Regions from separate parts of the Homo sapiens genome. Here regions 1, 3 and 4 are each linked to region 2. The links are chromatin loops, found by intact Hi-C in ENCODE. Cell type or tissue: HCT116. All regions are shown on one strand. Each heading gives the region's core, and the rest is flanking DNA. Links, peaks and the distances in the headings are about the cores only.

Region 1 (7,932 bases), core at 1,189-6,188, 78 kb after region 2:
CTGTTGAGGAAGGTGTTTCCGAAAGGGTTGAGTTTGCGGAAGGGCTTGTCCGGGTCCACGACGAGGGCGTTGCCGGGCACGGTGCCCTCAGTGTCCCCGTGCATGACGGCCACAAAGCAGTCGGTGGTGGGCTCAGGCCCCACGCGGGAGCCGGGCACCTCCTGCTCCAGCAGGTACTGGATGAAGCTGGTCTTGCCCGTGCTGTACTGGCCGGCCACCAGCACCATGGGCTTGCCGTCGAAGTCTGCGTCCTCCAGGGCCGGCGAGTGGAAGGCCCCAAAGCGGTAGTGCTCCTCCAGCGGCAGCAGCTTCGTGCGGTACAGCTCCTTGAGGGCCGAGGTCACCGTGCGGATGGCCTCGGGCTGCTGGCCCCGTGCCCCGCCCCGCTTCAGCCAGCTGAACATGGTGGCTGCACACCGCTCACGGGGTTCACGGAGAGACGTGCAGATGGAGAGCTGCCTGTGGGAGGGGGAGAGGGCATGAGCATAGGCGGCCCAGCCAAGGAGGAAGAAAGGGGTCTGAGTGTAGACTGTCTGGGTGACAGGATGGGTGGAGGAGGAGGAGGAGCACAGATATTTGTGGTCACAAATATGTGGTCACAGAGCATGGATGGCAGGTGGCAGGAGGAAGAATGGAATTGGGCCAGGCGCGATGGCTCACACCTGTAATCCTAGTATTTTGGGAGGCTGAGGTAGGAGGATTGCTTGAGGTCAGTAGTTGAAGACCAGCCTGGGTAAAATAGTGAGACCCCCATCTCTACAAAAAAAATAATTAGCTGGGCATGGTGGTGCATGCCTGTAGTCCTAGCACTTTGGGAGGCTGAGGCAGGAGGATTGCTTGAGCTCAGGAGTTCAAGGCTGCAGGCTGCAGTGAGCTATGATCATGCCGCTGCACTCCAGCCTGGGCTACAGAGTAAGACCCCATCTCAAAAAAAAAAAAAAAAAAAAAGGCCAGGCACAGTGGCTCATGCCTGTAATCCCAGCACTTCGGGAGGCTGAGGCAGGTGGACCACCTGAGGTCAGGAGTTTGAGACCAGCCTGACCAATATGGTGCAATCCTGTCTCTACTAAACATACAAAAAATTAGCCAGGCCTGGTGGTGGCCACCTGTAGTCCCAGCTACTTGGGAGGCTGAGACAGGAGAATCACTTGAACCCAGGAGGCAGAGGTTGCAGTGAGCCGAGATCCCGCCACTGCACTTGACAGAGCGACACTCCATTTCAAAAAAAATAGGGAGATCGTAGCGAACCAGCTGAAGGAGGAGAAAGATTAATGGTGACATGGTTGAAGAAGGGGGATTGATGGTGGTAGTGGAAGACCAAGAGATGGACAAGGCGAAGGATGCAGAAGCTGCCTGGAAGAAACGGATTCCTTAATCGCTTCATTCATTTCTTCCTCCCTTCTCCCTTCCATCATTTGACACCTTTTCACTGAAATCACTCACTCCATGCTTCAGGCACTGTGGACCCAGAAATGAGCCAGAGATCATCCCCTACCCACCCAGGGCCCCCAGTAAGGACCCAGACACATGCCAGACATCCAGAGGAGGGCATGAGAAACAGACCACAGCACCAGTAAGACTCAGGGCAGGGTTGACTTTTGAGCTGCTCCATGAAGAGCAGGCAAGACAAGGGGATTTAGGCAGAGAGGACGGTGCGTGCAAAGGTCTGGGGATGTGAAAGGTCCTGGTGTACTGGGAGCCATGAAACATCTGGGTAGGTGGCCAGACACAGGGGCACAAAGAGGAGGGGTGAGAAATGGAGCTGAGAAGGTTGCCTGGGTGCACCCAGGTCATGAGGGCTGTTGGGTGTTAACAAGAAAAATAATGCAACATTTATGATCACTGCATGCCAGGTACTGTACTAACTCACTTAACATTTATAACCCTGTAAAGTAGGTCTATTATCATCCCTGCTTTGCTTTGCTTTTCTTTCTTTTTATTTATTTATTTATTTATTTATTTATTTATTTATTTATTTGGAGATGGAGTCTCACTCTGTAGCCCAAGCTGGAGTGCAGTGATACAATCTCAGCTCACTGCAGCCTTCACCTCTGGGGCTCAAGGGATTCTCCTGCCTCAGCCTCCCAAGTAGTTGGGACTAGAGGCATGCACCACCACACCCAGTTAATTTTTTTTTGTATTTTTAGTAGAGATGGGTTTCACCATGTTGCCCTGGGTGGTCTCGAACTCCTGAGCTCAGGTGATCCACCCACCTCAGCCTCCCAAATTGTTGGGATTACAGGTGTGTGCCACCATGCCGGCTCATCTCTGCTTTTTTAACAAGGCAAAGGAGGCTCAGGAAGACAGCAATAAATTACCCAAGATCACTTAGCTGGAAAATGCTCAAGCTGGGACTCAAACACAGGCAGCCTGACCTCAGAGGTTGCAATCCTATTATAGGTCTAAAGATCTGAGTTAGGGAGGTTAGCCATGACCAACCCAGGAGCAATGAGCACCTCCAGCACCCAGACTGTGTTCTCTATCTTCCCTTACTAGCCTTTTATTCACCGTAGGATCTGTAGTGATGTCCCCTCTTTCATTCCCGATATCAGCCACAGGTGTGGGTATTTGCTTTTTTTAAAAAAGAAAAACAAAAACGATTGCTCCCCGTTGATGCTTATGATTTTACTGATCTTTTCAAAGAATCAACTTTTGGTGAGATGGGAGTCTCTAAATACCATTCCCCACTAAAAGAACCTGGGACTCCTTAGAGAAATGGTGGATTCCAGGGCGGGGGCAGGGAAGAACAAGTGAGCCTGGGTCAGAAGGTGAGGAAGTGCTCAAAGGCCGATAGGGCATGTTACAGGGACAGAGGACCCAGCTTGCAGGGGTGCCCAGTGGCCAAACATGGGGCAATTTGAGCATCAAAATAACTGCAAATCAAATATGCTAAAATCCATAAAATCATGAGACTTAAAAGGGGTGGCCAGGGAGTAGGGGAGATAAAAGCAAAAGGAGTTCGTAAAGGAGTGGCAAGAATGGAAAAGAGAGGCAGGATCTGGGATGTGGGCAGAGGGAGAGGGCTCTGGGCGGTGTCCCAGGCAGGGAGGGCCCTGAGAGAGAGCTGGGGAGAATGCTATCAGCGGTGGCCGATGGAGCTGGTGAGGCAGGAGAGGGGCTCTTGAGTGGCTGGAGGGACCAAGTTAGCTGATATGGATGAGGGCGTGGAGGGAGACCCTGCAGAGAGGATCTCTTCTAGCCCAGGGGATAGGGAGGGGTGTTGGGGGAGGATGGAGGAGACTGGGGGAGTGTGAGAGGCTGCGAAAGACTGGAGGAAGAGTGGGAGGAAGAGTGGGAGGAGTGGGAAGAGTGGGGGACATGGTTACAGACTGGGGGGACTGGTGAAGACTGGGGGACACCTGGGGAGACCGTTACAGACTGGGGACAGGGTGGCAGGGAGCAGGGGTCAGGCATGAGGAACCAGGGCAGGCTTGGGCGGGGGTCGGGAGGCGACAGCTGCGGTGCTGGGAGCACTCACCGACGGGGCGCGCTGGCGGCTGCAGCGGGCTGGGCAGGCTGGGAGAGGGTGGGGTCCCGCGAGGATCCGAAGCGCCCGCGGAGCGGCCTGTGCTCGCGGTCCCGTCCGGAGCCGTCTGAGCCGGGTGGGGCCCGGAGCGGGGAGGACGGGAGGGAGGACAGGAGGGAGGGGCGGGACGAGGCGCCCCCCTCAAAACCGGGCGCCCGGCCTCTGGCGCCCCCTTGTGGGGAGTGGGGAAGACGCCTTAGCACGGCGGGCGAGAGCTCCAGCGTCCAGCCTGGGGTTCGAATTCCGCCTCCACCTCCAGCGTTGGGCTGCTCCCCAGTCTGTCTCTCTTCTTAACACGGGAATCACAACAGCAGCAGCAATAATAGTAACAATAACAGGTCGGGCGCCCTGGCTCACGCCTGTAACCCTAACACTTTGGAAGGCCAGGGTGGGAAGATTGCTTGAGGCCAGGAGTCCAAGACCAGCCTGGACAATATAGCGAGACCCCATGTCTATTAAAAATAATAATAAATAATAAAATAATTTAGCCAGGCACAGGGGTGCACACCTGTGATCCCAGCAACTTGGAAAGCTGAGGTGGGAGGATAGCTTGAACCCAGGAGGTCAAGGCTGCAGTGAGCTATGATTGTGCCACTGCACTCCAGCCTGGGTGACAGAGCGAGACCTCACCTCTAAAAAAAATAATAGGACGGGGCGCGGTGGCTCACGCCTGTAATCCCAGCACTTTGGGAGGCCGAGGCGGGTGGATCACTTGAGGTCAGGAGTTCAAGACCAGCCTGGCCAACATGGTGCAAACCCATCTCTACTAAAAATACAAAAAAATTAGCTGGGCGTGGTGGCGGGCGCCTGTAGTCCCAGCTATTTGGGAAGCTGAGGCAGGAGAATCACTTAAACACAGGGGAGGTGGAGCTTGCAGTGATTGCGCCACTGCACTCCAGCCTGGGGACAGAGCAAGACTCCATCTCAAAAATAAATAAATAAACAAAAATTAGCTGGATGCAGGCACGCACCTGTAGTCCTAGCTACTTGGGAGGCTGAGGCTCCCAAGTTCCAGAATCACTGGAACCCAGGAGGCAGAGGTTGCAGTGAGCCAAGATCACGCCACTGCACTCCAGCCTGGGTGACAGAGTGAGAATCCATCGCAAATAAATAAGTAAATATAATATTAATATTAAAACTTAAGGGAGTTGATGAAACTTCTCAGCTGACAACCCTCCCTGGCTCTCCTCTCTCTCAGAGTAAAAGCCGAAGTCCACACCAAGGCCCACAAAGCCTAGCATGATCCACCTACATCTCCCCTGTCCCCCTTCCTCAGGCGGCTCCAACCGCCGTGGCCTCCTCACCATTCCTCAGACACACCCCCAACCCTCCAAGTTCATGGCCTTTGCACTTGCTGACTCCTCTCCATGGAGTACTTTCCCCATAGGGATCTGAATGCCTCACTCTCTCCCCTCCTTCAGGTCCCTGCTCAAATGTCACCTCCTCAGAGAAGTCCTCCAGGATCACCCTGGCTAAGGTAGAACCCACTCTCTACCTCTTATCACTGCCCTATTTTTCTCCACAGCCCTCCCAACCACTCTGCATATTCCACATTTCTCTGCCTAAGGGACTGTCTTTGCCCTGAGAACATGAGCCCCGTGAGGGCTTTGCACAATGCCCAACTCCCTGCAGGGGCTCAGTAAACATTTGTAGAAACAATCCCTAATGTTGACTGAGCCATTCCTATGTGCAGGCACCGCTCTGAGCTCTTTGCATGCATGTATTAGCTCATCGAACCCTCATCATATCTCCAAGAAACAGGAGTTTTGGGGTTTTGGTTTTTGTTTTTGTTTTTGAGACAGTCTTACTCTATCGCCCAGGCTGGAGTGCAGTGGCACGATCTCAGCTCACTGCAACCTCCGCCTCCTGGGTTCAAACTATTCTCCTCCCTCAATCTCCCCAGTAGCTGGGATTACAGGTGCATGCCACCACACTTGGCTAATTTTGTTTTGTTTTGTTTTTTTGAGTCAGAGTCTCGCTCTGTCGCACAGGCTGGAGTGCAGTGGCACGATCTCGGCTCACTGCAAGCTCCGCCTCCCGGGTTCACGCCATTCTCCTGCCCCAGCCTCCCGAGTAGCTGGGATTACGGCGCCCACCACCATTCCCGGCTAATTTTTTGTATTTTTAGTACAGACAGGGTTTCACCATGTTAGCCAAGATGGTCTCGATCTCCTGACCTCGTGATCTGCCCGCCTCGGCCTCCCAAAGTGCTGGGATTATAGGCATGAGCCACTGCGCCCGGCCTAATTTTGTGTTTTTAGCAGACAAGGGGTTTCACCATGTTGGCCTGGCTGGTCTCGAACTTCTGACGTCAAGTGATTTACCCACCTCAGCTTCCCAAAGTGCTGGGATTATAGGCATGAGCCACCATGCCCAACTGAATTGTATGCTTTAAATGGGTGAATTGCATGGCTTCTGAATTATATCTCAATAAAACTGATATTATATATTATATTATTATAATTATAACATTTTATTTATTTTTTCTATTTTTTTTGGAGGTAGACTCTTGCTCTGTCACCCAGGCTGGAGTGCAGTGGCGCGATCTTGGCTCACTGCAACCTCTGCCTCCCGGGCTCAAGCGATTCTCGTGCCTCAGCCTCTCGAGTAGCTGGGATTACAGGCATGCACCAGCAGGCCCAGCCAATAACATGTTACTATAATATTACTATTATATATATAATATATAAAAGGTCTGGAGCTTAATGATAACTTACGTTAATGTTGTTACTGCTAGGAGACAGGCCCTGTTCCAAAAGCATCACCTAAATCATCTCCCTTCCCCCAGGAGGGCAAGTCCTGTTATTATTGTTATTATTATTATTATTGCTATGTCTCAGATGGGAAAGTTGAAATACAAGGAAGTAAAGTCTCAGAGCTGGGTGCAGTGGCTCATGCCTGTAATCCCAGCACTTTGGGAGGCTGGGGCAGGGGATTGCTTGAGGCTAGGAGTTCAAGACCAGCCTGGGCAACATAGTGAGACCCCATCTCTGCAAGATAAAAAAAATCTAAAAATTAGCCGAGTGTGGTGGTGCACACCTGTGGTCCCAGCTACTCGGGAGGCTGAGGTGGGAGGATTACTGGAGCCTAGGAGGCCGAGGCTGCAGTGAGCTGTGATCGCGCCACTGCATTCCAGCCTGGGTGAAAGAAGAAGACCCTGTCTCAAAAAAAAAGAAAGTAGAGTTTGGCCTGCCAAGGTGTGGAAGAACTCGGAGTTGAGCCAGAGTTGTCTGATGGGAGAGTCTTGTTTCACTTCTACCCCAGGGCTTCTCAACCTGTTGCAAAACATTCTGGAGGATCGGCTGGGCGCGGTGGCTCACACCCGTAATCTCAGCACTTTGGGAGGCCGAGGCGGGCGGATCACAAGATCAGGAGATTGAGACCATCCTGGCTAACACGGTGAAACCCTGTCTCTACTAAAAATACAAAAAAATTAGCCGGGCGTGGTGGTGGGCGCCTATAGTCCCAGCTACTCTGGGGGCTGAGGCAGGAGAATGGCGTGAACCCGGCAGGCGGAGCTTGCAGTGAGCCGAGATCGCACCACTGCACTCCAGCCTGGGCGACAGAGTGAGACTCCGTCTCAAAAAAAAAAAAAAAAAAAAAAATTCCGGAGGATCTGTGAACTTAGATGTGGGGGGAAAAAGACAGCTGGAGTTTTCACTAAAATTCAGAGTTTCTGTCAACCACAAATGTTAGCAGCAAAGCACAGCGTCATCAGCAGGACCTGGGTCCCCGCCACCCAGAGGAATCACTGATGCGTTCATCGGTTTGCAGTTGTGGATTTTTTTTTCTTTTTTCTTTTTTTTTTTTGGAAACAGAGTCTCACACTCTTTCCCAGGCTGGAGTGCAGTGGTGCGATCTCAGCTCCCTGCAACCTCTGCCTCCCAGGTTAAAGCGATTCTCATGCCTCAGCCTCCCCAGTAGCTGGGACCACAGGTGCCTACCAACAAGCCTGGCTAATTTTTTGTATTTTTTAGTAGAGACGGGGTTTCACCATGTTGCCCAGGCTGGTCTTGAACTCCTGAGCTCAGGCAATTCACCCGCCTTGGCCTCCCAAAGTGCTAGGATTACAGGCATGAGCCACCGCACCCAGCCCAGTTGTGGATATTTTCAGCGATTGTATACACTCATCGCTCACTGGCCCCACAGCCAGCTCTCTCTAATGAATGCATTGAGGCAGGTTGGCTCACAGCCCAGTCTGCCATGTACTACATCTTTGGGGCCTCAGTTTCCTCACCTGCAAGCTGGGCCTATTAGTTCCCACGCTGGGGCTGCTGTGAGGACCAGATATGCTAACCCATGCGGTTCCCTGTTTAGTAAAGGTTGGTCACTGCTGTTCTGTTCTTCCGCTCGCCTGCAGGCAGTCAGCCTTGCAGAACTGAGTCCCGGAGCCCGTGGAAATTGTG
Region 2 (7,932 bases), core at 948-5,947:
CTAAACTGAGTCCAGCTGGCTAATTCTCAATATATGTATATCTTTTCACCATAAAAAAGTAAATAAATAAAAATAAACTGGGCTGGGCACGGTGGCTCACCCCTGTAATCCCAGTACTTTGGGAGGTTGAGGCGGGCAGATCACCTGAGGTCAGGAGTTCGAGACCAGCCTGACCAACATGGAGAAACCCCATCTCTACTAAAAAATTAGCCGGGCGTGGTGGTGCATGACTGTAATCCCAGCTACCCGAGAGGCTGAGGCAGGAGAATCACTTGAACCCGGGAGGTGGAGGTTGCAATGAGCCAAAATCACGCCATTACACTCCAGCCTGGGCAACAAGAGCAAAACTCTGTCTCAAAAAAAAAAAAAAAAAACAAAAACAAAAACAAAAAAAACCTTGACTCCCACCTCACTCCAAATGAAAAGCTACAACCAGGAAGCTTCTAGAAGCATCCATAGGAGAATATTTTTACAGTCTTGGAGTGAGCAAGGATTTCTTAGACCAGGCTGTGCACAGTGGCTCATGCCTGTAATTCCAGCGCTTTGAGAGGCTTTGGCAGGAGGATGGCTGGAGCCCAGGAGTTCAAGACCACCTGGGCAACATGGCAAAACCCTGTCTCTACTAAAAATACAAAAAAAGCTGGGCACGGTGGCTCATGCCTGTAATCCCAGCACTTTGGGAGGCCGAGGCCGGAGGATCACCTGAGGTCAGGAGTTCGAGACCAGCCTGACCAACATGGTGAAACCTTGTCTCTACTAAAAATACAAAAATTAGGTGTGGTGGCTACTCCAGAGGCTGAGGCTGGAGAATTGGTTGAACCCAGGAGGTGGAGGTTGCAGTGAACCAAGATCGTGCCACTGACTCCAGCCTGGGTGACAGAGCCAGCCTCCCGTCTCAAAAAAAAAAAAAAAAAAAAAAAAAGATATGCAAAAAGGCCAGTAAGCCCATGACATCAAAAATCATCAGGGAAATGCATATTAAAACTAAAATGGACCACATGCAGTGGCTCACGCCTGAAATCCCAGCACTTTGGGAGGCCGAGGCGAGTGGATCACAAGGTCAAGAGATCGAGACCATCCTAGCCAACATGGTGAAACCTCATCTCTACTAAAAATACAAAAATTAGCTGGGTGTAGTGGTGCATGCCTGTAGTCCCAGCTACTTGGGAGGCTGAGGCAGGAGAATTGCTTGAACCCAGGAGGTGGAGGTTGCAGTGAGCCAAGATCATGCCACTGCACTCCAGCCTGGTGACAGAGCAAGACTCCGTCTCAAAAAAAAAACTTTGGGAGGCTGAGGCAGGAGGACTGCTTGAGACCAGTCTGGGCAATATAATGAGACCCCATCTCTATAAAAATATTAAAATTAACTGAGCATGATGGTACACACTTGTAATTCCAGCTACTTAGGAGGCTGAGATGGGAGGATCACTAGAGCCCAGGACAAGGACACAGCAAGCCTTGTGTCCAGCCTCAGTGACAAAGCAAGACCCTGTCTCGAGAAAAATAATAAATAAGAAATAAACATATGTCCACAGGAAGACTTGTACAAGAATATTCATAACAACTTTATTCATAAAAGACCAAAATAGAAACAGCCCAAGTGAATGGTTAAGCAAATTATGGTATGTCCATACAATGGACTATAACACAGCACTGAAAAGGAACAAGCTGTGGATACACATGTGATATGGAAGAATCTCAAAATCATTTATGTTGGGTGAAAAAAGCCAGACACAAGAGGTTGTATGTGATGCAATTTCATTTCTATGAAATTCTAGAAGATATGGAAATAATCTGTAGTTACAGAAAGCTCTATATGATACTATTTCATTTATATGAAATTCTAGAAGAGACAGAAGTAATCTATAGTTAGAGAAAGCAGATTGGTGGTTGCCCAGGCAGGTGTGAGAATGAATATAAAATGACTGCAAAAAGGTCCCAGGGAAATTTGGGGGCTGATGGATGCTTCTTGTTTGGGTGCTGGTATCATAGTTGTATACTTTGTTGTTGTTGATCCTTTTTTGAGACGGGTCTCACTGTGTCACCCAGGCTGGAGTGCAGTGGCACAAACATGGCTTACCGCAGCCTTAAGCTCTCAGGCTCAAGTGATCCTTCCACCTCAGCCTCCCAAGTAGCTAAGACTACAGGTGCACACCACCATGCCCAGCCAATTTTTTTTTATTTTTTGTAGAGACAGGGTCTTGCTATGTTGCCCAGGATGCTCTTGAACTCTCGGGTTCAAGTGATACTCTTGCCTCAGCCTCCCAAAGTGTTGGGATTACAGGCATGAGCCACCGCACCCAGACAGTTGCATACATTTATCAAAGCAATTATACTGAACACTTAAGACAAGTGTGTTTTATCTAATGTAAAGAAAGCATCTATCTTTAAAAGTTGATGTTTTAAAACTCTGTGAATTGGGCCTGGTGCGGTGGCTCATACCTGTAATCCCAGCACTTTGGGAGGCCGAGGCGGGCAGATCACCTGAGGTCGGGAGTTTGAGAACAGCCTGACCAACATGGAGAAACCCCGTCTCTACTAAAAATACAAAATCAGCTGGGCGTAGTGACACATGCCTGTAACCCCAGCTACTCGGGAAGCTGAGGCAGGAGAATTGCTTGAACCTGGGAGGCAGAGGTTGCAGTGAGCAGAAATCGCGCCATTGCACTCCAACCTGGGCAGCAAGAGCGGAACTCCATCTCAAAAAAATAAAATAAAATAAAAATAAATAAATATAAAATAAAAAATTAGCTGAGTGTGGTGGTGCGTGCCTGTAGTCTCAGCTACTTGGGGTGCTGAGGCAGGAGAATCTCTCGAACCCAGGAGGCAGAAGTTGCAGTGAGCCGAAATCATGCCACTGCACTCCAGCCTAGGTGACAGAGTGAGACTCCATCTCAAAAAAAAAAAAAACTGTGAATTTTTAATATGAAAGATTTTTTGGTGAAAGGGAGGGTTTGGAGAAGGGTTAGATGAGTCAAATCATGTAAATCTTAACACTGATTATGGTCAGTGATCAACAAACCATATCTGCCATTATTATAGCTAATAATAGCATCACATACAGAATGTTCTTGGTCTTTTTCTGTCAGTCTCTCTCTTTTTTTTTTTTTTTTTGGGATGAAGTCTCTCTGTCACCCAGGGGCTAGAGTGCAGTGATGCGATCTCAGCTCAGTGCAACCTCTGCCTCCCAGTTTCAAGCAATTCTCCTGCCTCAGCCTCCCAAGTAGCTGGGAATACAGGCACGTACCACCATGCCATTTTTGTGTTTTTAGTAGAGTCGGGGTTTCACCATGTTGGCTAGGCTGGTCTTGAACTCCTGACCTCCAGTGATCCAACCACTTTGGCCTCCCAAAGTGCTGGGATTACAGGCGTGAGCCACCTCGCCTGGCCCACATCTTCTTCAATTATCTTGTTGTTGTTGTTTTTTCGTCTGTTTGTTTGTTTTTTGAGTCAGGGTCTCACTCTGTCGCCCAGGCTGGAGTGCAATGGGTGTGATCTCAGCTCACTGTAACCTCCACCTCCTGGGCTCAAGGGATCCTCCCACCTCAGCCTCCCGAGTGGCTGGGACCACAGGCGCGTGCCACCACGCCTGGCTAATCTTTTGTATTTTTGGTAGGAACGGGGTTTTTTCACATTGCCCAGGCTGGTCTCGAACTCCTGACCTCCAGAGACCCTCCCATTTCAACCTCCCAGTGTTGAGATTACAGGCGTGAATCACTGAGCCCGGGCTCATTCTTCAATACGCATCCAGTGACCATGTAAGTACTGTTAACCCACTCTGGTGGGGGTGGGAGGACTGTTCCCTCTATACCATCCCCTCCTCATCCACCACCCCGCCCTCCCACTGCCCGCCGTCAGATGGAAGCACCCCCACCTCTTCCTTCTGCTACTCTGCCTCTCTGCTGCCCCCTGGTGGCAATCCTGGCCCTTGGGTCTCCCCGGCGCTGGTTCTCTGACCCTGTCCTGGTCCCATGTAGCAAGTGTTCCAGTCCTCTTAAGCCAGGGCCAGTCTCAGCAGAGCAGAGAGAGAATTAGATCCGATTTGGAGGCAGGAGACACCCGACAGGCTACTGGGGGAGGGGGCGGGGACAGAGAGCTTGGATAAAACAAAAGCCCCTCCTGCTTTGGGAGGTCGAAGCGGGCAAATCGCCGGAGCCCAGGAATTCGAGACCAGCCAGGCAACATAGCAAGACCCCGTTTCTATAATAATATTTTTTAAAAGAAAAGAAAAGAAACCAAAGGCTGAACAACTTGAGCTTACAAAGAAGAGCTGCAATGAATTGAAAGACGTCAGATGCATGAAAGTCCATTGGTTCACAATGGTCCTCAAAAAAGAGAGAAAAAAAAAACTAGAGAAAGTTGTTGAGGCTCCAATTTAATATTCTGAAAACTGCTAAATTAAAAAGAATCTCCTGGCCAGGCGCAGTGTGGCTCACGCCTGTGTGGCCGGGCACAGTGACTCACACCTGTAATCCCAGCACTCTGGGAGGCCGAGGTGGGTGGATCACCTGAGGTGAGGAATTTGAGGCCAGCCTGGCCAACATGGTGAAACCCCGCCTCTACTAAAAATACAGAAAAAGGCCAAGTGCGGTGGTTAACGCGTGTAATCCCAGCACTTTGGGAGGCCGAAGCGGGCGGATAAACAAGATCAAGAGATCGAGACCATCCTGGCCAACATGGTGAAACCCCATCTCTACTAAAAATACAAAAATTAGCCGGGCGTGGTGGCGCATGCCTGTAATCCCAGCTACTCGGGAGGCTGAGGCAGGAGAATCGCTTGAACCCAGGAGGCGGAGGTTGCGGTGAGCCGAGATCTTGCCACTGCACTCCAGCATGGGGGACAGAGCAAGACTCCGTCTCAAAAAAAGAAAAAAGAAAAAAAAAGAGTTTAATTGGATTATTTGTAACACAAAAGTTAAATGCTTGAGGGGATAGATAACTCATTTACCCTGATGTTATTAGTATGCATTGGATGCCTGTATCAAAATAGCCCATGTCCCCCATAAATATATACACCTACTATGTACCTAGAAAAATTTTAATTTTTTTTTTTTTTTTCACTCTCACCCAGGCTGGAGTGCAGTGGCGCGATCTCAGCTCACTACAACCTCCGCCTCCCGACTTCAAGCGATTCTCCTGCCTCAGCCTCCCGAGTAGCTGGGAGCTACGACGCCCGGCTCATTTTTGCATTTTTAGTAGAGACGGGGTTTCACCATGTTGGCCAGACTGGTCTAGATCTCTTGACCTCGTGATCCGCCCTCTTCGGCCTCCCAAAGCGCTGGGATTACAGGCGTAAGCCACCGCGCACGGCTAAATTTTAATTTTTAAGTTTTAAAAAGAAAGTGTCATGTCACCAATTCAAAGATGGTGATTCACTTGACTACCCTAAAATCTAGATGACCGGAAGTGATTCCTGGTGACCCACAGGGATTCCACAGTGATTCCTGGTCTTCCGCGGTGATCCGAGGTGAACTGAGAAGATGCAGTTCTCAGACGCGGCCACATGCTGTCGCTGTTAGAAAGGAATTCACGGTGTCTCCCCTTTTCAGGCTGGGTGATGGTCAGGCTGAATTCTTTGAAGGTGTGAATTGTCTTGATTACGCCAAAATCCGATGCTGGCGTTTTCATGCATACGGTACGATTAAAATAAGAGCCCTGGTAGATATTTGTAGTGCTCACCAAGTTTTCAAGTTCTCATCCCTTTCCTAAACACAGGAAGACTAAGTTCCCCAGCCAAGTTCTGCAGGTAGGCAGGGGTTTCGTGGTAGGGGTTCTCAAAGTGGGCGGGGCTGCGTAACTGGTTCTGGCCAATGGGCTGTGACGAAAGCTGATACGCATCACTTCCTGGCTGATGCTTTTAGCAGCCAATGCCTGCTCTGAAGGCCGAAGCGGGAAAGATCGCTTGAGGCCAGGTTCGAGACCAGCCTGAGCAACATAGCAAGGCCTCCCACCCTGCCCCATCCTCGCCCAGTTCCCCAACAAAATGAAAAAAAATAAATTAGCTGGAAGTGGTGGTGCGCTTGTAGTCCCAGCTACTACGGAGGCTGAGGTGGCAAGATCGCTTGAGCCCAGGACTTCCAGGCTGCAGTGAACCGTGATCATGCCACTAACACTCCAGCCTGGGCGACACAGCGATACCTTCGTCTCTTTAAAAAAAAGAAAAGCAGGCCGGGAACAGTGGCTCACATCTGTAATCCAGCACTTTGGGAGGCCAAGGAGGGTGGATCACCAGGTCAAGACTTTGAGACCAGCCTGGCCAACACGGTGAAACCTCGTCTCTACTAAAAATACAAAAATTAGCTGGGCGTGGTGACGTGCGCCTGTAGTCCCACCTGGTCAGGAGGCTGAGGCAAGAGAATCGCTTGAACCCCGGAGGTGGAGGTTGCAGAGAACCAAGATCATGCCACTGGACTCCAGCCTGGGCAACAGAGCAAGACTCTGTCTCAAAAAAAAAAATGAAAGAAAAGAGAAAAGAAAAGCCAATGCAAGATTGCCTACGCTGTCTCCGCTCTGTCTACTAAAGCTGCTTTGGGGCCAGGTGCAGCAACAGAATAACAGAATTGCACAGTCCGATAACAACTAGCCACATATTACATGGGTTGAATGTTATTTTTCTTTTTTTTTTTTTTTTTGAGACAGGCACTCACTCTGTCGCCCAGGCTGGAGTGCAGTGGTGCCATCACAGATCACTGCAGCCTCGACCTCCCGGGCTCAAGCAATCCTCCCACCTCAGCCTCCCAAGAAGCTGAGATTACAGGCATGCACCACCATGCCCAGCTGTTTTTTGTATTTTTTGTAGAGACAGGTTCTCACTATGTTGCCCAGGCTGGTCTCAAACTCCAGGGCTCAAGTGATCCTCCCAGCTTAGCCTCCCAAAGTGCTGGGATTCCAGGCGTGAGCCACTGCGCCCGGCCAAATATAATCATTCAGTTCCTTGGTCGTGTCACATTTCAAGTTGTCACCAGTAACATGAAGTCAGTTGCTATGGTGTTGGGCAGGGCAGATATGGAAAAATTCCATCATGCTAGCCGGCACGGTGGCTCACGCCTGTAATCCCACCACTTTGGGAGGCCGAGGTGGGTGGACCACCTGAGGTTAGGCGTTTGAGACCAACCTGGCCAACGTGGTAAAACCCCATCTCTACTAAAAATACATTAAAAAAAAAATTAGCCAGGCATGGTAGCTACAGGCAGGCGCCTGTAATCTCAGCTACTTGGGAGACTGAGGCAGAACAATTGCTTGAACCCAGGAGGTAGAGGTTGCAGTGAGCCAAGGTCCCACCATTGCACTCCAGCCTGGGCAACAAGAGTGAAACTCCATCTCAAAAAAACAAAAAAAGAGAAAAATTCCATCGTGCAGAAAGTTCTATTGGACAACATTGCGCTAGATTCCTGACTAGAAGCAGGAGAACTGTTGCTCTGGAGAGGGCTTTGCATGTGCTGTGTTCATCCATGGAGATTTAGGTTCGTTCTGCTTTAGGTTCGTTTAGATTTAGGTTCCCACTGAAGCATAAGCCAACCTAGCCCAGCCCTGCCAGAATTCTTGCTTAAACAAAGAACTGAAAAGTCTTGTGTCATTTAAATGATGAATGGGTGCCACAGTGTGCCTTGGCTAACAGGTGGAGTGCTGACAGCTGAGGATGTTGATACTGGGCTGACCCCAAATGTGAGACCAGTTGGCAAATGGGATTACGGTCAACCTCCATTGAGTCTCAGATGTTCAGATGCCACTCTCTGTGATCTCTCTCTACCTAGCTTAGAACTACACCACCAGGGCCCGGTGCGGTGGCTCACGCCTGTAATTCCAACACTTTAGGAGGCCGAGGCGGGGGGATCGCCTGAGGTCAGGAGTTTGAGACCAGTCTGGCCAACATGGTGAAACCCCATCTCTACTTGAAAAAAGAAAAACAAAACACACACACACACACACACA
Region 3 (7,932 bases), core at 1,265-6,264, 360 kb after region 2:
GAGAGCCAAGCACAGAAGCCCTGGAGTGTGCGAGATTATGGCACATTTTTTGGGTGGGTGCCTGGTGTTGGGCGGGAGGAAGAGGTACCAGGATGAGGCTGGAAATCGGCACATTTCTACACTGCTCCTTGTGGACCACAGTAGGGAGCTTGGGTGGCATTTGAACACACTGGGGAGCCATGGAGGGTTTTGAATGGGGGAAGCCCCTGGGGCTAGAGAGAGCTTGTGGGAGGAAAGTGGAGAGGGTGTGGGTAGAGGCTGTAGAAACTAGCAGTAGAGGCTGGGTGCGGTGGCTCACGCCTGTAATCCTAGCACTTTGGGAGGCCGAGGCAGGTGGATCACCTGAGGTCAGGAGTTCGAGACCAGCCTGACCAACATGGAGAAACCCCGTCTCTACTAAAAATACAAAATTAGCCGGGCATGGTGGCCTGCGCCTGTAATCCTAGGTACTCAGGAGGCTGAGGCAGGAGAATCGCTTGAACCTGGGAGGCAGAGGTTGCGGTGAGCCGAGATAGCACCATTGCACTCCAGCCTGGGCAACAAAGCGAAACTCCGTCTAAAAAAAAAAAAAAAAACGAAGAAAAGAAACTAGCAGGAGACGGGCCCTGCAGAGGCTCCTTTGAGGTTCATTCCACGAACAACGGGGAGATGGCAAGGGGCTCTTTGAGCTTCGGAGCATTTCCTTCCTCTGGGGACTTAGTGGAGACGGAGGATGAGGCGGAACTGAAACGAGGTGGGAGGTGGCGGTCGTAGAGACCCAGCGTACATCGTGCTGTGGGTTTATAGAAACCAGGTGGTTAGATCAGGTGATTAGATCGGGGTGGAGGAAGAATAACAACATAACAATAATAATAACTGTAATAATAATCCTGATTATGACAACGGTGACCCTATCATGTCTTTTTTTTTTGAGATATGTAGTCTCTGTCATCCAGGCTGGAGTGTAGTGGTGTGATCTCGGCTCACTGCAGCCTCCTCAGCCTCCTCCTCCTGGGTTCAAGCGATCCTCCTGACTCAGCCTCCTGAGTAGCTGGGATTACAGGCACCCACCACCATGTCTGGCTAAGTTTTGTATTTTTAGTAGAGATGGGATTTCACCATGTTGGCCGGACTGGTCTTGAACTCCTGACCTCAAGTGATCTGCCCACATCCGCCTCCCAAAGTGCTGGGATTACAGGTGTAAGCTACTGTGCCCAGCTGACCCTATCGTGTCTTGAGTGCCAGGCATGGTTGGAAATTTATTTCCTGTGTGAACTCATTTTAATTAATGTATCCTCAGTGTCTGGATCAGAGCTTGGTCACTTTGCACTTTGTTCAGCACGTGCCTTTTGGTTCTTTGCTGTGCGAGCACAGAGCTGCTGGAGGGGTGAGGGAGAAGGGTAGTCCTCACTCCCTTAGGAGATGAGTCGGGTCCCATCTTGTCGCAGAGCTTTTGTACTTCCTTTACCTCCCTTCCTACTGTAAGCTCCTTGTGGGCTGGACTTGGCATGGAGCATCTTTGAATTTCCCCCAGGCACCAAAAAAGGCCTTCAATCATAACAATCGAAACAACAGTAATAACGCTGGAGGTGTCCGAGACCGTTGACAGCACTTTACATGAACCAACTCATTCTGTCATCACAAGTTTCCCATGAAGCAGGTCCAATTATTTATCACAGATAGGCACCCAGAAGCCCAGAGAGGTGAGGACACTGATTCAGGATCACACAGTGGATCCAGGGTTGGACACCAGAGAGGTGACTTCAGAGTGACAGGCATAACCACGAGCCTCCCTGTAGAGGGGAGCAGCTGGGGAAGTCAGCTGAGGCCAGAGTCCGCAGAATGCCAAGCCTAGGCATGTGGGCCTGGGTTTGAAGGTAGTACAAGAACCAAGGAAGGATTTGAAGCAGGGCAGGCAGAAGCCTCAACTGACATAGTGATGCGGTAATAGCAGCCACCTCTCTCCCAAAGAGCGTGGCCTCCCTGCTCTGACCTCAGCCATGTCTTACATCAGTTAGGGATGCGTTCAGCAGTGACTGGTCAGGAGCTACGTTCGTTCTCATGAGCATCCTTCCAGATGTAATGCGTGCCACACACAAGTGTGCTCATTGATTCTCATTCATTGCTTTATACTAATCAGCTTAGGGTGAGGTAAACAAAACACTGCCTTAGGGCTTTCAGGTTATAAAAGCCACTGCAGGTCGGCTGGGCACGGTGGCCGACACCTGTAATCCCAAAACTTTGGGAGGCCTAGGAGGGCAGATCAGTTGAGGCCAGGAGTTTAAGACCAGCCTGGCCAACATGGCGAAATCCCATCTCTAGTAAAAATACAAAAAAATCAGCCAGGTGGGGTGGTGCACACCTGTGATTCCAGCTACTCAGTAGACTGAGGCATGAGAATCACTCGAACTCAGGAGGCGGAGGTTACAGTAAGCTGAGATCACACTACTGCCTTGGTAACGGAGGGAGGCTCTGTCTCAAAAAAAAAAAAAAGTCACTGCAGGTCAAAAGCTGGTCAAATTAGGTCACAATAGGTGATACAGCTCTAAGCATGAGGCATCATTTACAAAGCTCAGAAAACACATCTGTAACCCAATGCCCACATCAGGAAAGCCAGGGCTTTCCAGAAACCCTCTGTTTATATCTCATTGGCAGACTGGGTCAGATAGTCACTCACAGGAGGAATTCTGGCAAAACAAGTATTTAGCCAGGGACATGGCAACTGCCAACTGCAAGGGATTCTGGGAAAGTGAATACCATATTTTTATCTGAGGCCATAGCTGTTGCTAGTCTCAAGGGATTCTAGGAAAGTGATTAATTTTGGCTGGGTATATAGCCCTCTAGCTGCAAGGGATTCTGGGAAAGTGAGTACATTTAGTGGAGACTGTGGCTCTGGTTAGCTGCAGTGAATCTGAGGAAGTGAATACTTCTAGCTGTGGACTGGCTTTCAGCAGCTGTGAAGGCTTCTGGGAAAATGAATAATTTTAGCTAGGGGTATGGCTGTCCCTGGCAGCAAACGGTCTTGGGGAACTGGATGTTTTTAGCTGGGCAGATGTGGCTTCCTCTAGCTTCAAGGGATTCTGGGAAAGTAACTGTTTTTAGCATTGACTTGGCCACATTTAGGTGCAAGCAGTTCCGGGAAACTAAATATTTTTCACCTGGGTCCATTCATGCTCCTAGCTTCAAGGGATTCTGGGAAAGTAATGGGTTTTAGCTGCTGACTTGGCCACATTTAGGTGCAAGGGATTCTGGGAAAATAAATATTTGTCACCTGGGCCCATTCACACTCCTAGCTTCAAAGGATGCAGGGAAAGTAACTGTTTTTAGCTGCTGACATGGCCACACTTAGGTGCAAGGGATTCTGGGAAAGTAAAATTTTTTTACCTGGACTCAGTCATGCCCCTAGCTCCAAGGGATTCTATGGAAGTAACTGTTTTTACTGCTGACTTAGCCATATTTAGATCCAAAGGATTCTGGGAAAGTAAATATTTTTCACCTGGGCCCAATCAAGCTCCTAGCTTCAAGGGATTCTGGGAAAGTAACTGTTTTTAGCAGTTGACTTGGCCACAGGTAGGTGCAAGGGATTCTGGGAAAGAAGTTCATTCAATGGGACTTGCTGTCAGGAAGTTAGACAAAATGGGGCCTCTGTAGGCAAGGAAGGAAGTCTGAGTGTATGCCCCAGCTGGGTCGTGTGCCCACAGGGGACGAGGAGGAGGAGGAGGACGGGTCCCGGGAGGAGCGGCTGCCGTCGTGCTTTGACTACGTGATGCACTTCCTGACGGTGTTCTGGAAGGTGCTCTTCGCCTGTGTGCCCCCCACCGAGTACTGCCACGGCTGGGCCTGCTTTGGTGTCTCCATCCTGGTCATCGGCCTGCTCACCGCCCTCATTGGGGACCTCGCCTCCCACTTCGGCTGCACCGTTGGCCTCAAGGACTCTGTCAATGCTGTTGTCTTCGTTGCCCTGGGCACCTCCATCCCTGGTAACACCCTGGGAGACTTTGGTGGGGTAGGATCTCAGATGAGCCAGGCAGGGGCAACACAGGATCCTGCCAAAATGAGGTGGGTGGAGTCACACAGCGCCCATGTGGTGGGTCTCAGAGAAATACGGAGGTGGGGCATAATAGAAGCCAGGCAGCGGGTCCCCTAGGTGCAAGATGTGAATTGAATCCTCCCCAAAAGCACCCAGGTAGAAGGTCCCATAAAACTAAGGTAGCAGGAAATGCTAGAAACCAGACAATGGATTTCATAGAGAGAAGGTGGCAGGGTGGGGAAGAGACAGCTGTGGGGAGAGGGGTTCCTAGGAAGACGGTGGGGATTGTCAGAGAAGCCAATCAGTGGGTTCCATAGAAACAAGCTGTTGATGTCCCATCCCGCAAGAAACCAGACAGAAGAGTCCATGGAACTATGTTGGGGGACATGACAGAAACCAGGCCAGTGAACCTCAAAGTTGGTTTTTTTGGGTTTTGTTTTTTTTTTTTTTTTTTTTTTTGGTGTGGGGACAGAGTCTCGCTCTGTCACCCAGGCTGGAGTGCAGTGATCTTGTGATCTCGGCTCACTGCAACCTCTGCCTCCCAGGTTCAAGCGATTCTTCTGTCTCAGCCTCCTGAGCAGCTGAGACTACAGGCGTGCGCCACCACATCCAGCTAATTTTTACGTTTTTAGTAGAGACGGGGTTTCACCATATTGGCCAGGCTGGTCTCGAACTCCTGACCTCGTGATCCGCCCACCTCTGCCTCCCAAAGTGCTGGGATTACAGGCGTGAGCCACCACGCCTGGCCAAACCTCAGAGTTTTAACTAAGATGAGGGGGCAGGTGGGGTGTGGTGGCTCACGCCAGCACTTTGGGAGGCAAAGGCGGGGGGCCAAGGCAGGGGTAGGATTGCTTGGGCCCAGGAGTTTGAGACCAGCCTGGGCAACATGGTGAAACCCCGTATCTACAAAATATACAAAAATTAGCTGGACGTGGTGGCGCATGCCTGTGATCCCAGCTGCTCGGGAGGCTGAGGTGGGAGGATCACCTGAGCTGGGGAAAATGAGGCTGCAGTGAGCCATGATCGCACCACTGTACTCCAGCCTGGGCAACAGAGCAAGACCCTGTCTCAAAACAAAACAAACAAAAAATACAGCTAGGCGCGGTGGCTCATACCTGTAATCCCAGCACTTTGGGAGACCGAGGCGAGTGGATCACCTCAGATCAGGAGTTCGAGACCAGCCTGGCCAACATGGTGAAACCCCGTCTCTACTAAAAACACAAAATCTTAGCAGGGCGTGGTGGGCGCCTGTAATCCCAGCTACTCAGAGGCTCCGGCAAGAGAATCGCTTGAACCTGGGAGGCGGAAGTTGCAGTGAGCTGAGATCACGCCACTGCACTCCAGCCTGGGTGACAGAGCAAAACTCCGTCTCGGAGGAAAAAAAAAGAAATCACGCAGTGAGTCCCATAGAAGAGAATGAATCCCACAGAAAGCAGGCGGCAGGTCCCATAGAAAGCCGGCAGCGGTTCCAGTGGCGAGCAGGCCTAAAGGTGGTGATGGACTTTGCCTCTTGGGTGGGGGTCAGGGGTCTTGAGCCCACACTGCCCGCAGAAAGCAGGCGACCGGGAAAGGCTGGGAGGGGGCAGGCGGATGCCCGCCCCTGTGGGTGGCGGCGCAAAGCCCCTCCGACCTGTATGTCTCTGCCTCGCAGACACGTTCGCCAGCAAGGTGGCGGCGCTGCAGGACCAGTGCGCCGACGCGTCCATCGGCAACGTGACCGGCTCCAACGCGGTGAACGTGTTCCTTGGCCTGGGCGTCGCCTGGTCTGTGGCCGCCGTGTACTGGGCGGTGCAGGGCCGCCCCTTCGAGGTGCGCACTGGCACGCTGGCCTTCTCCGTCACGCTCTTCACCGTCTTCGCCTTCGTGGGCATTGCCGTGCTGCTGTACCGGCGCCGGCCGCACATCGGCGGCGAGCTGGGCGGCCCGCGCGGACCCAAGCTCGCCACCACCGCGCTCTTCCTGGGCCTCTGGCTCCTGTACATCCTCTTCGCCAGCCTGGAGGCGTACTGCCACATCCGGGGCTTCTAGGGCCTCGCGCAGAGACTCGTCCCCACCGCCCGCCCGGGGCTAGGGACTCGGCTGCACCTGCTCTTGGACCCTGGTCTCCTTTTCCCCCCAGACTCGGCCTCCTCTCCTGGGACTCGGCCTCCCTTCTCCGCCCCCTCCCCTGGCTTTGATTGCCCTGTTCTGTGTCCCCAGTAGCTCAGCCTTCCCTCTTCCTCTCGGGAGCCTCCCCGGTTCCTCCCCTGCGGTGACCCCAACTCCAGCCCATCCTGTTGGTGACCGTCTATATCCCTGGGGAAATTTCCACCCCAGTCCCCTCCCCAGGGAACCACCCCCAGTAACCATCCTGGGGAGTTTAAGGTCTCTCTCCTTGGTCACCCAGCCTGGCTTTGCCCCCAAAGTCTCCCTTCCCCTAGTGACCCCCCCCCCACTTCACCCCATGTCCCAGAGCCTCAGAACCCACCCTCCCTGGGGGACCCTCGAAGGAGGCTGTCAGAGGCCGTCTCAGCTCCCAGCCCTTCCCCCCAGCCCTCAGGGAGCTCCGCTCAGCCCCGGCGGGGAGGAGCGGGTGGGTGTGCGCGCAAGGAGGCCGCACACCGTTCCTTCCAATCCCTCCACTCGGGTTCTTGGGAGGACACTCATTCTCCAGGCTCGGAGACGAGGGGAGAAGTTTGGGGTTTCAGTCCCAGGGCTTAGCCGGAGGAAGCACATTTTGAACCTGCAACTTCAGACATTCCAGCTCCCCCACTCGCCCTCCACTACCTCTGAGAGCCCAGCCACGCCTTGGAGGGAGGGGCTTGTGTGTGTATATAGTGTGTTTGGGGGAGGGGGGACGCGGGAGGGTGCATGTCTTGGGAAAAGGGGGTGACAGACAACTTTTGAGAGGGCAGCAGACTCCCTCAGCCATGAGAACCAGCTTTGGGGAGGAGGCCGGGAATCAAAGCGAGTCCAGTTGATCTCCCCTGACAATCTGGAAGGTTCCTTTTGCCCTCAGTGCCAGCCAATCCGGGCAGGACCCTCGAAGAGGAGACCGAGGGTCCCAGAGGACCAATGCTACAAGCCAGCAAATGCTGCCACATCTCTGCCTGATGGGGGGTGGGGATGGGTGGGGGGATGGGACTGGGCCAAGGGATCTGGGTGGGCATTTTTAACTTTGGAGGCCTTCCATCTGTCGGTAGGCCATCTGCATTTTCTTACTGTTGATGTTTCCTGCCCAAAGGACACATTTGGGCAGTGCCACCCACTCCTTGGGCCCCTAGGATGACCCAACTACCCCCATAACTTTCTGCTTCCCACAGGTTTTCAGCATTCTATCGTCCTGTTGTGCTCAGCCCCAACATCCCAGACCCGTTACCCACTACCCTTCTCTCCCCCAGCTCATCATCAGTCGCTGTCTCTTTTCTGTGATTTCTGTAAAAGTTGCCATAAAACTTTGAAATTCTGCCTGAAAAACAGTCCCGTGGGAAGCTGGGATTCAGGAGGAGGGGGCTAATAAGGTCTCTGACTGAGATTTGGGCAACTGTTAAACCAAGTAATCTGGGTTTTTGCGGCCCGCGGTCGTCTGCGGGACACACCCACATATAGCAGCAGCGCCGGGGTCCAGCCGCCAAGCTCTTCCACTCGCCACGCCCCCATCAGTAATGAGCTTCCACTAGCCACGCCCCCATCCGTCAGCCTAGCTCTTCCACTAGCCACACCCCCATCCATCAGTCATGGGCTTCCACAAGCCACGCACCTCCACTCTCCATGCCCCCATTCGTCAGTCGTGGGTTTCCACTAACCACGCCCCCATTCATCAGCCAAGCTCCTCCACTTGCTACGCCCGCATCCGTCAATTACGGGTTTCCACTAACCACGCCCCCATTCATCAGCCTAGCTCTTCCACTAATCACACCCCCACTTATCAGTCGTGCTTCAGC
Region 4 (7,932 bases), core at 1,959-6,958, 73 kb before region 2:
TCTTGATCTCCCGACCTCGTAATCCACCCACCTAGGCCTCCCAAAGTGCTGGGATTGCAGGCGTGAACCACCATGCCCAGCTGAAAACCCTTTTTAACTAATGAATTTACTGGTGGCTACTATATTTATTTGGTATAAAAATAATGACCATTCGCAGGCTGGGCACAGTGGCTCATGCCTGTAATCCCAGCACTTTGGGAGCCGAGGCAGGCAGATAACCTGAGGTCGGGAGTTGGAGACCAGCCTGACCAACATGGAGAAACCCCGTCTCTACTGAAAATACAAAAATTAGCTGGGCATGGTGGCTCATGCCTGTAATCTCAGCTACTCGAGAGGCGGAGGCAGGAGAATCACTTGAACCGGGAGGTGGAGGTTGCGGTGAGCCAAGATCAAGCCACTGCACTCCAGCCTGGGCAACAACAGCAAAACTCCATCTCAAAAATAAATAAATAAATAATAAATAAAATAATGACCATTCACATCTTTCTCTTTATGGCATTTGATTTTATCTAGGTGGATTTCTGTGAAAGGGACAATCAGATAAGGCAATTTTGAGTTTTCTTTTACTAAAATAGTTTTGTTTGTTTGTTTGTTTGTTTTTGAGACAGTCTCGCTCTGTCACCCAGGCTGGAGCGCAGTGGCGCAATCTTGGCTCACTGCAGCCTCCACCTCCCCAGTTCAAGCGATTCTCATGCCTCAGCCTCCTGAGTAGCTGGGATTACAGGCACCCGCCATCATGCTCTGCTAATTTTTTTATTTTTAGTAGAGAGGGGGTTTCATCATGTTGGCCAGGCTGGTCTCAAACTCCTGAACTTAGGTGATCCACCCACCTCGGCCTCCCAAAGTGCTGGGATGCCAGGCATGAGCCACCACAGCTGGCTTTGGTGTCTTCTTAATAATGACAGTTAGGCATCAACTCCCAGGAGTCTGTCTACTCCATGGCAGGGATTTGACTGAGAACAGCAGTACTCAAGCTTTGCACACTGGAATTGCCTCAGAGCTTTAAAACATACTGGTGCCCCACCCCACCAACCTCACTATTTTTTTTTTTTTTTAAGAGATGGGGCAGGCCAGGTGCTGTGGCTCAAACCTGTAATCCCAATGCTTTAGGAAGCTAGATGGGAGGATAGCTTGAGCCCAGGAGTTCGAGACCAACCCAGGCAACATAGCAAGACCCCATCTCTACAGGAAAAAAATTAAAAATTAGCCTGGCTTGGTGGCACATGGCTGTAGGCACAGCCACTAGGGAGGCTGGGATGAGAAGACTGCTTGAGCCTAAGAGTTCAGGGTTGCAGTGAGCTATGATCACACCACTGTACACCAGCCTGGGTGACAGAGTGAGACCCCATCTCAAAAAAAGAAAAAAAGAAAAAAATCAGGCCAGGTGCGGTGGCTCACGCCTGTAATCCCACTACTTTGGGAGGCCGAGGCGGGCAAATCACCTGAGGTCAGGTGAGGTCAGGAGTTCGAGACCAGTCTGGCCAACATGGTGAAACCCTGCTCTACTAAAATTACAAAAAAAAAAAATGAGCTGGGCGTGGTGGCAGGCGCCTGTAATCCAAGCTACTCGGGAGGCTGAGGCAGGAGAATCACTTCAACCCAGGAGGTGGAGGCTGCAGTGAGCCTAGACCGTGCCATTGCACTCCAGCCTGGGCAAAAAGAGCAAAACTCCATCTCGAAAAAAAAAAAAGAAAATCAGAAACTAGATCCAGAGACCTAGGATGAAGCAGGGTGTTAAAGCAAGAGGTTCTGGCCTGGCACAGTGGCTCACACACTTTGTAATCCCAGCACTTTGAGAGGCTGAGGCAGGAGGATCACATGAGATCAGGAGTTCAAAACCAGCCTGGAAAACATGGTGAAACCCTGTCTCTACAAAATATACAAAAATGCCAGGCTTGGTGGCTTATGCCTGTAATCCCAGCACTTTGGGAGGCTGAGGCGGGTGGATCACAAGGTCAGGAGATCGTGACCATCCTGGCTAACACGGTGAAACCCCGTCTCTACTAAAAATACAAAAAATTAGCGGGCGTGGTGGCGGGCGCCTGTAGTCCCAGCTACTAGGGAGGCTGAGACAGGAGAATGGCGTGAACCCGGGAGGTGGAGGTTGCAGTGAGCCGAGATTACGCCACTTCACTCCAGCCTGGGTGACAGAGCGAGACTCCATCTCAAAAAATAAAAATAAAAATAAAAAAATTAGCTGGGTTTGGTGGTGGCAGGCGCCTGTAGTCCCAGCTACTCAGGAGGCTGATGCAGGGGAATCGCTTGAATCCGGGAGGCAGAGGTTGCAGTGAGCCAAGATCGAGCCACTGCACTCCAGCCTGGGAGACAGAGTGAGACTCCCTCTACAAAAAAAAAAAAAATTGGCCCTTTTCCCCCTCTCTCTGATCCTTACAAGACAATGACATTTCTACCTGCACTGCCTCCATCTCCATCCCGGAGCATGCAGGGCAGTATTAGCTTGAACTTGACCCATTTGTCGAAGGTACAATGAACTGTTCTCATACGTACCCTGAATCCTTTCTTGTTATGCTTTTTGGCTACAGGCAGGAAAACAAGAGAAATTCTTGCTCTTGCCAAGACAGACATGGGGAATTTCGAAGGCCCGCCTTCTGAACGTCACCTCGTCCCCTCTTCCTTGGTCCAGTGAGAAGTCCAGATGCTTCCCTTGGGGATGCCCAGAACACAGCCTGGGATGATGAGGAGAGGCGGGAGAGCTTCCTAGGAGATGGTAAAATTCCCTTGGAATTTTCGGTTTCCAAAGGGAGTGAAGGGGGCTGCTTGCTTGGGTGAAAAAGGAGGGAAATTGAATGGAGAAGATATAGCCGGGGGCAGTGGCTCCTGCCTGTGGTCCCAGCACTTTGGGAGACATGGGCTGGAGGATTGCCTGAGCTCAGGAGTTCGAGACCAGCTTCAGCAACATGGAGAAACCCTGTCTTTATCAAAAAAAAAAAAAAAAAAATAGCCAGGCACAGTGGCATGCACCTGTAGTCCCAGCTACTCAGGAGGCTGAGGTGGGAGAATTGCTTGAAACTGGGAGGCGGAGGTTGCAGTGAACCGAGATCACACCACTGCACTCCAGCCTGGGTGACAGAGCAAAACCCTGTCTCCAAAAAAAAAAAAAAAAAAAAGAATTGAGGCCAGGAGCAGTGGCTCATGCCTGTAATCCCAACACTTTGGGAGGCTGAGGTGGGTGGATCATCTGAGGTCAGGAGTTCAAGACCAGCCTGGCCAACATGGTAAAACCCCATCTCTACTAAAAATACAAAAATTAGCTGGGCGTGGTGGCTAGCCCCTATAATCCCAGCTACTAGGGAGGGTAAGGCAGGAAAATAGCCTGAACCTGGGAGGTGGAGGTTGCAGTGAGCCGAGATTGCATCACTGCAGTCCAGCCTGGGCAACAGAGCGAGACCCTGTCTCCAAAAACAAGAAGAATTGAGGAGATTAAAAAGAGAGGAATTCTGTTCTACTTAATCCATTCACTTTCTGTTCAGCTAATCAGGGCATGTGCAAACTCCATCTTCATTCATTAACAAACTAATCCGTGGCCCGGCCTGGTGACTCATGCTTGTAATCCCAGCACTTTGGGAGGCCGAGGTAGGTGGATCACCTGAGGTCAGGAGTTCCAGACCAGCCTGGCAAACATAGTGAAACCCCATCTCTACTAAAAATATAAAAATTAGCCGGGCGTGGTGGCGGGCACCTGTAATCCCAGCTCCTCGGGAGGCTGGGGCAGGAGAATCGCTTGAACCGGGGAGGCAGAGGTTGCAGTGAGCTGACATCGCGTCACTGAACTCCAGCCTGGGTGACAGAGTGAAATCCTGTATCCAAAAAAAAGAAGAATTGAGGAGATGAAAAAGAGAGGAATTCTGTTCTACTTAATCCATTCACTTTCTATTCAGCTAATCAGGGCACATGCAAATTCCATCTTCATTAATAAACTAATCCATTTTCCATTCATTGATATGCCTGCAGGGCCCTGGAGCACCACCGTCCCTCCCCTAGGCCCAGGATGTGATTCTGAATCTACAGTCAGACTGGACCACCTCTCCCCCATGCCCCCAGAATGTCCACAGGGGCTCCCTCGCCTACAATAGATGGATTAGATTCCTCCCTACTCTTCCCACACTGTCAGAGTCTGACTGGTGTGAAGTTCCGGTGTTTTTGTGTGTATTTTACTACCAGGGTCGGCTAGATAAGGAGGAGCTTTCATTACATCCTGGAAGTCTGTCCCCCGCACACACGCACAGCCGTCCTCCCTTCCCCCAACATCTGATCTAATTCTCTCTCTGCTTTGCTGAGGCTGGCCTGGCCTAAGAGGATTAGAGCATTTGCTAAACGGGACCAGGACAGGCAGGGTCAGAGAACCCGCTGTGGGGAGACCCAGGGCCAGGATGGCCACTAGGGGGCGGCAGAGGAAGCGAGACGCGGAGAGGGGTGTGGAGTGCTGAGGAGAGGCACTCGTCGGCTTAGCAGCAATCAATGTCCACAAAGTAACCATGAAGTTTTATTCATTTTTAAATTTACAATGTCCAGCTAAGTTATGAGAATTCAAAAGAATTGAACTAGGTTCCTGGAAACAAAATAAACAGATCAACTGAATTCTATGTGCAAGACAAACATTTTTTTAAAATAAGAAATTTAAAATACCATGTAAAATATCAGACAATAATAAAAATGAAGTGCAAGAAATAAATCTACAGAAAGATGCATGCAAGAGCTCTGTGATTAAATAATAACATTTCAGCCAGGCACGGTGGCTCGCGCCTGTAATCTCAGCACTTTGGGAGGCCGACGGGGGTGGATCACCTGAGGTCAGGAGTTCAAGACCAGCCTGGCCAACATGGTGAAACCCCATCTCTACTAAAAATACAAAAATTAGCCGGGCGTGGTGGTGTGCTACTGTAATCCCAGTAAGCCCAGCTACTCAGGAGGCCGGGGCAAGATAATCACTTGAACCCAGGAGGTAGAGGTTGCAGTGAGCCAAGATTGCACCACTGCACTCCAGCCTGGGCGACAGAGCGAGACTCTGTCAGAAAAATAATAATAATAATAACAATAACAACATTTCATGAAGAACCTTTGTAAAACACCGATTGAATGAATATAAATAAGTACTAGGTCGACTAGACTTTGTAAAAATTTCAATTTCTCCCAAAAACACTTCTAAATTTCATGTCATTCCAATTAAAATTCCAACAATTTTCTTGAAGAAACTTGAAAGCTCAAGTCTGGGCAACATGGAGAAACCTTGTCTCTACAAAAAATACAAAAATTAGCCAGGTGTGGTGGCCCACACCTGTAGTTCCAGCAAGTCAGGAGGCTGAAGTAGGAGAATCACTTGAACGTGGGAGGCGGAGGTTGCAGTGAGCCAAGATGGCACCACTGCACTCCAGCATGGATGACAGAGTGAGACCCTGTCTCAAAAAAAAAATAAACTTTTATAACAGTTTTTGTCCATCAAGTCTGATTTTTAAATTGAGTTTTTTCTTCTACTGAAGAATGAATCTGCTGATGAATGTTTTGAATGCTATGCACAGTGATCTACTTAACAAAAGCAAGAAGACGAACCACATAATAGGAGATCCTCGCAGAATATTAACTCCCAATGGAGTTTTATTTTAAAACATCGTGGCCGGGTACAGTGGCTCACACCTGTAATCCCAGCACTTTGGGAGGCTGAGGCAGGCGGAACACTTTGAGGTCAGGAGTTCAAGACCAGCCTGGCCAACATGATGAAACCCCATCTCTACTAAAAATACAACAATTAGCCAGGCACGGTGGTGGGCACCTGTAGTCCCAGCTACTCAGGAGGCTGAGACTCTAGAGAATCACTTGAACCCAGGAAGCAGAGGCCGCAGTGAGCCAAGATCGTGCCACTGCACGATAGCCTGGGTGGCAGAGCAAGGCTTTGACTCAAAAAAAAAAAATTATAAACATTTGTAAAGAAATCAACTACAAAAAATGGGCCAAAAAGACCATGAATAGTCACTATTTAATAAAAATGAGAAAATATTCAAAAAAAAAAACGAAAAATAGTCACTATTTGAAAATGCCTAATACCCATATGAGAATTTCTCAATCTCTCAATCATCAGGGAAATGGATATTACAACCACAACAAAACCACAAGTCACTGGATCGACAAACATTAAAAAGTCTCACAAGCCTCAGTGTTGGGGAGGACATTGACCAGAAGGAGGGCTGGGAAAAGCCCTTAACAAAGCTCTCAAGCGGCATCCACTAATGCCAAACATCCCAGTGAGCAGCGACTCCAGTCTCAGCAGAGAAACGCTCAGGCTCAATTCAAATGACAGGCAGGCACATTCACAGCAGAGCCACCTGTGATGGCTGCACAGTGAAGACAGCAAATGTCCACCTGCAGCAGGGTGGGTAAAGGGTGATGCATTCACTGCAGAAAGTCACCAGCAGTGTAGATCAGCCACTCCAGGCCCTCTGGGATCTGAAGAACTTTGCAGGCACAGGCCCCCTATAAATCCAGTAATGACCTGGGGACTGAGTGATTTTTGTCCACGAAGCCATCCTCCTCTTTGTACTGAGACGTCGTGGTGGAGAGTGAGGATTCCTCGAACCGGTCTAGGAGCGGGAGCAGCTTGGTGAAGTCAGGGTATAACTGGGTGTCTGGCGACAAGTTGGAGGCATAGGGGCTCTGAGGCCACAAGGCGCCTGGGGCTGGGGTTGGGAGTGATCCTGGGCCTGGCATCAGGGTTCGGCCTAGGACTGGGTCTGGGATTGGGCCTGGGCAAGAGATGGGGGCTGGTATTGGACCGGGGATCGAGACTGACAGTGGGCCTGACATTGGGCCTAAATTCGGGGCTGGGCCTGGGACTGGGCCTGGGATCTGGGCTGGGCCTGGGATAGGGGCTGGGATTGGGCCAGGGCCTGGAGCCGGGACAGCCTTGAGGCCCTCCTGTGTTCCACACTCAGGGCCACCCCAGGTCCGGGGGAGGCTGTAGATCTTCGGTTCTGCTGCTGGGAGGACTCCCCAGGGGCCCGGCTGAGGGGAGATCCAGGAACCCCTGCCCTGCGGGAACTCAGGACCCCCAGGGAAGGAGGCAGCGGCTACAGGGACTAGGGGCGCAGCGCGGGCTCCTCGGCCTCTCTGCCCAGGGACGCGCTGGGGCTGCTGCTGGAGCCGCCGCTCCCGAGCTAGTTTGGCGCGGCGATTCTTGAACCACACCTGGGGGGCAGAGGGGACAGGGAGAAGGTGTGAAGGAGGGACTCGCGCGGCCCGGGTGAGCCGCTCGGGGGCGGCGCCGGCCTCAAAACTCTCCCGGTGTTCACCCCCACCCCGCACCCACCATATGAGGGCCCCCGGCTCCCAGGCCTGGAGAAGGGAGGGAAGAGGGAGGGGAAAGTAGGGGGAGGAGGGTGGGGTGGGAGGGGAGGAGCCGGGTCTGCCGCCCAGGTGCCCGGGGGGCCAGGGAGGGTTCCAGGGGAGGGACCGCGGGTTCTCACGGGTGCCTGAGGTCCGGGCACCGGGAGACCCCGTGGGGGACAGCCTGGGCCGATCATGTGGGCGAGTTTGGGCTAGCATAGAGTTGGAACAGGACTCAGGATGCAGCCCGGGTCTACACTGGCGGGACCCCTTGCGTGGCAGGGCGGGAGGTGGTCGGGCGGGCCAGGCCCCGGTGAGTGACAGCGGTGGGGAGGCTCCTTGGGGTGACTGGGGCGGGCGGGGTGGGGGTGGGGGTCAGACCTGCAGCTGTTGCTCCCTGAGGCTGAGCATCTCCGCCAGATTCAGTCGCTGGTCGTAGTTCGGGTACTGGTCCTTCTGAAAGTAAAATTCTAGCACTTTCTGCTGGCTTTCAGTGTAGACCGTGCGCTCCTGCCGCTGTCTCCTTGGAGGGTCCAGGGCCAGGGGAGGGCCTGGGGGTGGGAGGGAAACAGGTCACAGAAACCCCCAGGCAGCCCC

What was found. A loop is a pair of places that touch in the nucleus more often than their neighbours do. Peaks named below come from ENCODE experiments on the same cell type or tissue, not always from the same donor. Only the 100,000 strongest peaks of a DNase experiment are listed, where the experiment ranks them.
Region 1: it touches region 2 in a loop (7-fold over the local background); 66 of 110 quality-filtered maps call a loop at or near these places.
Region 3: a loop joins it to region 2, with 10 times the contacts of the local background. A loop is called at or near these places in 6 of 110 quality-filtered maps.
Region 4: it touches region 2 in a loop (7-fold over the local background); 13 of 110 quality-filtered maps call a loop at or near these places.

The regions. Positions count from the first base shown.
Region 1 is chr19:47,709,085-47,717,016 of GRCh38, reverse strand. EHD2 (EH domain containing 2) reads right to left here and starts at 3,595. Exons shown (of 6, transcript NM_014601.4): 1 at 3,479-3,595; 2 at 1-459. The coding sequence starts at 404. RefSeq lists a silencer at 3,619-3,718. In HCT116, for the core only: a CTCF peak has its summit at 3,701 (motif pointing left); no DNase peak of the experiment used is centred there; H3K4me3 peaks cover 1,834 bases; H3K27ac peaks cover 1,583 bases.
Region 2 is chr19:47,786,538-47,794,469 of GRCh38, reverse strand. It overlaps the pseudogene RPL23AP80. Among named protein-coding and RNA genes, the nearest start is that of SELENOW, 12 kb to the right of the region's middle. In HCT116, for the core only: CTCF peaks have their summits at 3,918 (motif pointing left) and 5,496; DNase peaks (open chromatin) are centred at 3,949, 4,429 and 5,479; H3K4me3 peaks cover 1,283 bases; H3K27ac peaks cover 1,754 bases.
Region 3 is chr19:47,428,194-47,436,125 of GRCh38, reverse strand. SLC8A2 (solute carrier family 8 member A2) reads left to right here. Exons shown (of 10, transcript NM_015063.3): 9 at 3,681-3,959; 10 at 5,661-7,932. The coding sequence ends at 6,037. Among named protein-coding and RNA genes, the nearest start is that of MEIS3, 13 kb to the right of the region's middle. RefSeq lists enhancers at 6,660-6,954, 7,156-7,723, 7,640-7,932, 7,724-7,932. In HCT116, for the core only: no CTCF peak of the experiment used is centred there; no DNase peak of the experiment used is centred there.
Region 4 is chr19:47,860,067-47,867,998 of GRCh38, reverse strand. It overlaps TPRX2 (tetrapeptide repeat homeobox 2), which reads right to left. Exons shown (of 3, transcript NM_001397347.2): 2 at 7,717-7,886; 3 at 6,278-7,197. The coding sequence ends at 6,487. It overlaps LINC01595 (long intergenic non-protein coding RNA 1595), which reads left to right. Exons shown (of 4, transcript XR_936006.3): 2 at 2,544-2,728; 3 at 3,492-3,594; 4 at 3,973-4,709. Among named protein-coding and RNA genes, the nearest start is that of TPRX2, 4.8 kb to the right of the region's middle. RefSeq lists enhancers at 3,322-3,821, 3,822-4,323. In HCT116, for the core only: a CTCF peak has its summit at 4,379 (motif pointing right); a DNase peak (open chromatin) is centred at 4,398.